Regions from separate parts of the Homo sapiens genome. Here region 2 is linked to region 1. Evidence: chromatin contacts called from ENCODE Hi-C data. All regions are on one chromosome and are shown on one strand. The core of a region is the stretch at or near the end of the contact, and the rest is flanking DNA. Distances in the headings are between cores, read along the strand shown.

Evidence for each region. A loop is a pair of places that touch in the nucleus more often than their neighbours do. Pooled maps may share reads with other maps.
Region 2: a pooled map shows a loop between it and region 1 (8-fold over the local background). The contact joins two enhancer-like sites. A Hi-C loop is called at or near these places in 2 of 168 maps with a recorded cell type or tissue (IMR-90 and PC-9) and 4 of 50 pooled maps.

Annotation. Positions count from the first base shown.
Region 1 is chr10:3,622,570-3,625,269 of GRCh38, reverse strand. All of the region lies in intron 1 of LOC105376360 (a long non-coding RNA gene), which reads right to left. Among named protein-coding and RNA genes, the nearest start is that of LINC02669, 120 kb to the right of the region's middle. Within about 2 kb of position 1,334, at least 7 of the 41 ENCODE cell types and tissues checked have a DNase peak (open chromatin) inside an H3K27ac peak, as active enhancers do.
Region 2 is chr10:4,774,612-4,777,522 of GRCh38, reverse strand. No RefSeq gene overlaps it. Among named protein-coding and RNA genes, the nearest start is that of AKR1E2, 50 kb to the left of the region's middle. Within about 2 kb of position 1,567, at least 3 of the 41 ENCODE cell types and tissues checked have a DNase peak (open chromatin) inside an H3K27ac peak, as active enhancers do.

The DNA of each region.
Region 1 (2,700 bases), core at 85-2,584:
ACACTACCACATTACCGTTTGCTGAGGACACATTTCAAGCTGTCAAAGATTAATTAGGTAAATCATCACTAGTATTTTAGGATAATAATTTGTTTTCTTTACACTCTTCTTAGGTAGCTAAATGATAATCTCCATTGGTCTTTTTCACAACACTCTGGGCTAAGTTTTTTTTTTATTTTTTAATGTAAGCCTAGTGCTCTGGAATAATTACCAGGACTTCTCAAGATGCCTGCTTTTCCTACAGCTGACTTGCAACAATTTATAGAAACTTACAAATAAGCTACATACCAGGGAAAGCTCTGTGCCCAACACACCAAAGCATCAAATAAGCTTAGTACCAGTGAGACTCTGAGCCCAATATACCAAAAAGTACCGAGTCTGGCTTCAAAAAGTGTAACATCTCAAATCAGTGCCTGGAGTATTGAAAGACATTGTTTTTTAATTTTGTGATTTTAAAAAACTTTTCCCCTGAATGCTAGGGAATTGATCTGAGAATCATCATCTCAATGCATTTCCTGAGGAATTCTTTGGGAGCAGGAATTTGTCAGACTTTAATGCAAATGGGCAGTGCCTGCAAGTTCTTGCCCCTTATTTATTATTCGCTTTAGTATAATGTCGATGTTCAGAGTGTGCTTTGGTAGGAATTTGGTGGCATTTCCTCCATGCCTCAGTGTGTTAGTCAAAGCCCCACGGCTTTTCAAACCACGTCAGATCCTCCACTTGCACGTCGTCTTGTGCAAAACCTGTTTCCCTCTTACTCAGTGGTTCAGCCTGTTCCCATTCTACAGCTCTTACAGCGAGTTCCAAAAACTAGTTTCTCAACGCAGATAGAATGGAAAAGAGCAGCAACAATAAAGATTTATCATTAAGGACTGTGATGGAAGTTTACTTCATCTCCACTTAAACAAACAAAATAGTAAACCAATTGATTTGGTAAATCAAGCCATTGATTCTTATCATCAAATAAATCTTTATTGTCTTAATTACCTAATATCACTTGTATCATTGTGAATTTGCAATTTTAGCTCTGCTGTATAGAACATGATACTGCTGCCAAAACGCTTTACACAGTAATTCAGTGAAAGAGCGTTCACAAAGCATGTTTTCAAAGTATTCTTTATGGATTCTTCTAAGAGTGAAATTCATGTTTATGGAATTATATGGTCTCTCATAAACTTTTCCCTCCTTCCTCTATTTATAGTGGACAAATTTTGCCAAGCCTGGGTCAAGAACTATGTCAAATATTCGAACGATGTTGCAGTGTTGAATTCCTCAACACAGACCAGCTCCTCGGCTTTGGTTTCGTAACGGTTGTGTCCTCATGAATTGAAGGTTTATGCTTCTATTTTGAACCAATCTGTTAGACTCATTAGCATTCTCGTTCACTTGCCCTACATAGCTGGAGCTGTTTCCCTCTTTAGGTGTGAGAGCAACAGCTGTGGAAAATATTCAAATTATACTGGTGACCTTGTTAACAAGGAACTTGCGAGCACATTTGCCTCCACTGGAACTGTAATTTATAAAAATATAATTTAGCCACAGAGCTAGTAAAATGGGTTAACAATTATTTTTATTGTGTAGGCCATTTCGTTGTTTCTTTCCATATTTGTTATTGAAATTACAGTAATAAGAACAAAGCATTTTACCATTCTCATTACATGCCACACAACCCGAGCAGTGATTTAAAGAAAAAAAAAATTGAGTGCAGGATGTGATGTTAGCAGGGAGCACCTCTGCGATGCTGACATCCTCCTGGCACTCTTTCTGACTCATTATCCAGTTCCCTGATTTATCTAGAAACCTTGCACCAAGTTAAAAATATTTTGGTTTAGATATAACTGATATTGTCTCCTTCTGGCTCAGAAACTTCCCACCAGTCCTTTTTTGCCTTTTGAAAAGCAGATGAACCCTGTGTGGCTTTGGAGGTTTCCTGCAATGTAGTTCCACCAGCTGGTGCAGCCATTGCCTCTGTACAAGAGCTCCTGGGCTCTGACAAACAGAGTGACTGCTGCTCCCCCTAGCACCAGCCTTTCCGGGCCATCTGGCCTCAGATACTGGCATTGCTCATCCTTGGGGATCTCTTCTCCTTCTAATGACCATCCCACTTGAAGGATCATCTGAAGGCCAACTCCTGCATTAAGAGTTTCCCCATGCCCTCCCACATAACTCCATCTGTGCCCCACTGAAGGCACATTCATTATGCACCTCATTTCATCTGAACTCTCTGGTAGTCCCTTTTTATACTTCTCTTGTGATTCAGGTTTCATAACTCTTGAGGGCAAAGACTCTTTTACTCATCTGTCCCTTTACTCTGTAAGCTAGGTCCACAATAAATGTTCATTAACTTAAATTCTAAAACTTCATTTTGTTGGATAAAGAATAACCACAGAATGGAGACAAAAAATCTCACTTGCAGAATATGGTATTTTCTCTGTTCACCAGAAGTGTATTGCTCCAAATGCACTGAGAGTGTTGGAGGTTAGGACTGACAACATTTTTCCAAAAGCACAGCACAGATGGGCTCAAAAAGCAAAATAGGAGACCAGCAATCTATTCACAGAGCACTTTCACCTTGGACTTCTTAGAACTCTTGACTGCCACCCACTGCTTTCCGTTGTTAAATTACCCTTTTCAGCTACAGTCATTCATTGCTTAATGTTGGGGACATGTTCTGGGAAATGTGCTATTAGGTGATTTTGT
Region 2 (2,911 bases), core at 318-2,817, 1.2 Mb before region 1:
GCATGGTGGCGGGTGCCTGTAGTCCCAGCTATAGCCTGGGTGACAGAGCAAGACTCTGTCTCAAAAAAAAAATAAATAAATAAATAAAAAATAAAGGGAAGTCACTATGTAGCCATTGCCACACTTAAGAAGTAGGGAGTCCTGTTCCAACTTTCTGATGGCAGAATATCTACAATGATTATTACGAATTATTTTGCATGAGAGATATGTCTATTCTTCTTGTTAATTGTTAATATTTACTTGTTAATTCATTCAGCTGTTGATATCAGTATGGATTCATAAATATTTATTTTATATTTTGGGTTATGACCCAATAGTATGTGCTTTATTTACTTTACTTATTTAAGTTTTTCCGTCTCTGGCCATTGGGAGCCCTTTCAGTTCTCTCTTGGGTTCTTCCAACATACTCATAGCATTGTGGGTTTGTTGTTCTTTTGTTTGTTTTTAAACTTTCTGACCTTCTGGCACTACAGTGATGCTAGGGCTTATCTTGTAAATTACCTGGACCAGTCCTGGACTCAGACATTTCTTCAGTAAGTCCTGGTTCCTTCCACTGGAAGATGGTATTAGAAACCAAGATCTAGGTGCTAGGTATGGAGGCTGCTATTGGTGGGTCATTGCTTCTAGGTCCTCTCAGTTGACACAGCACAGAAATGCAGGTGTGTACACTATCCCATGTATGTACGTGTGTCTGTAAATGTAATATTTTAATATATAAACATGTGTTTACCAAAACTGAATTAATAACATGAAGCTGTGTGCAAGTTCATACTGAGGCCTCCACCTCAACTCATAAGGATCATTGTAGCTGGCTCCTCTTCACTATCTATAACGTCCCACTCCTGAAATGAACACCAGGGTGGCAGCAGCTACCATCGATATACTTAACTGCTCAATATAAGTTTACATGCATAGTGGTTTCCCTAGTGGGAATCAACTTTATCAGCCAGACTGCAGGACTTAGGGACAGTCCCTTACAGACAAGTCTCATTTCAAAAATTACTCAGATCAGCACCTCTTTCCTCCATCCCCTTCAGGGAGGTTGTTTTATGCATTTTTAATATAGTTAAGTAAGACTTTTTCGTCAGATGTATTCTATGCTGGGCTCCCCTGACCTCCTAACTGATTTATTTTAAGCTTACATGCAGCAAGGTTTTACTCTTTGAGCTGTAATTTTCTGTGGGTTTTGACAACGACATGGTGTCATGTACTTATCATTACAGTACCATAAAGTTTCACTGCCCTGAAAATCCCCACACACTTCACCTACTCTTTTATTCTCTAACTCTGCCCTCTTTCTGACCATGTCTTATCTTTTTACAACCTCTATAGTTTTGCCCTTTCCAGAATGTCATAGAAATGGAATGGCACACTATGCAGTCTTTTCAGACTGGCACCTTTCACTTGGCAAGAAGCACTGAAGATTCACCCATGTCTGTGTAAGGCTCTGTGACTCATTCCTTTTTATTGTTGAGAAGTATTCCATGGTGAACCACAGTCTGTGTATCCATTCAAGTACTGAAGGACGTATTGGTTAATTTCTGTCTTGGGAAATTATGAATAAAGCTGCCATACATACTTGCTTGCAGGGTTTGGTCTAAACATACTTTTCAGATCAGTTGTGTCAATACTTAGGGGCATGACTACTGGGTCATATGGAAGACTATGATTAGTTTTATAAGAAACTGCTTAACTGTCTTCCAGTGTCTGCGACATTTTGTAGTCACCAACAATGAGCAAGAGTTCTGCCGGCTCTGCTTTCCTGCCAGGCATTGCTATTTTGGTGGGTTTAAGAATAACAATAGATGTGTAGTGAGTTTTGCCACTAGTTTAATTTATATTTCCACAATGACATATAATATTGAGCATCTTCGTCTTTTCGTGTGATACTTTTACCCTTGCTGAGGTATTCGTTCAAATTTGCCCATTTCTTTTCTTTTTTCTTTTTTCTTTTAACAGACTCTTGCTCTGTCGCCCAGGCTGGAGTGCAGTGGTGTGATCTCAGCTCACTCCAACCTCGACCTCCCTGGTTCAAGCAATTCCCCTGCCTCAGCCGCCTGAGTAGCTGGGATTACAGGAGCATGCCACCATGCCTGGCTAATTATTTATTTATTTATTTATTTATTTATTTTTAGTAGAGACGGGGTTTCACCATGTTGGCCAGACTGGTCTCAAACTCCTGACCTCAGGCAATCCATCCGCCTCGACTTCCCCAAATGCTGGGATTACAGGCATGAGCCACCATGCCCAGCCCCATTTCTTAATTGAGGCATTAGTTTTCTTATTGTTGAATTTTAAGAGTGTCGTATATATTAGAGTCAAGTGTTTTTATCACATATGTGTTTTGCAAATAGTTACTCATTTTCTTGGGCTTCCATTTTTATTCTGTTAAATGCCATTTGCAGAGCAGACATTTTTAATTTTAATAATGCCTGACCTATGAATCTTTTTTTGAGTGTGAATGGATCATGCTTTTGGAGCTGTATTTAGAAACTTTTATCAAACAGAAGGTCAGGTAGATTTTCTGCATTTTCTTTCAGAAGTTTTGCACCTTTGTATTTTACATTTATGTTTATGCATCATTTTGAGTTAATTGGTATTTTAATTTTTTATTTCCATAGGTTATTGGAGAACAGGTGGTATTTGATTACATCAGTTTTTTAGTGGTTATTTGTGAGATTTTGGTGCACCCATCACCCAAGCAGTATACACTTCACCCAATTTGCAGTTTTTTATCCCTCACTTCCTTCTCATCCTTTTCCCCTGAGTCCTCAAAGTCCATTATGTCATTCTTATGCTTTTATATCCCATTTTGAGTTAATTTTTGTGAAAATTGTACAGTCTGTGTCTAGGTTTTTTTTTTTGGAAATAGGTGTGCAACCGTTCCAACATAATTTGTTTAAAAAGCCTG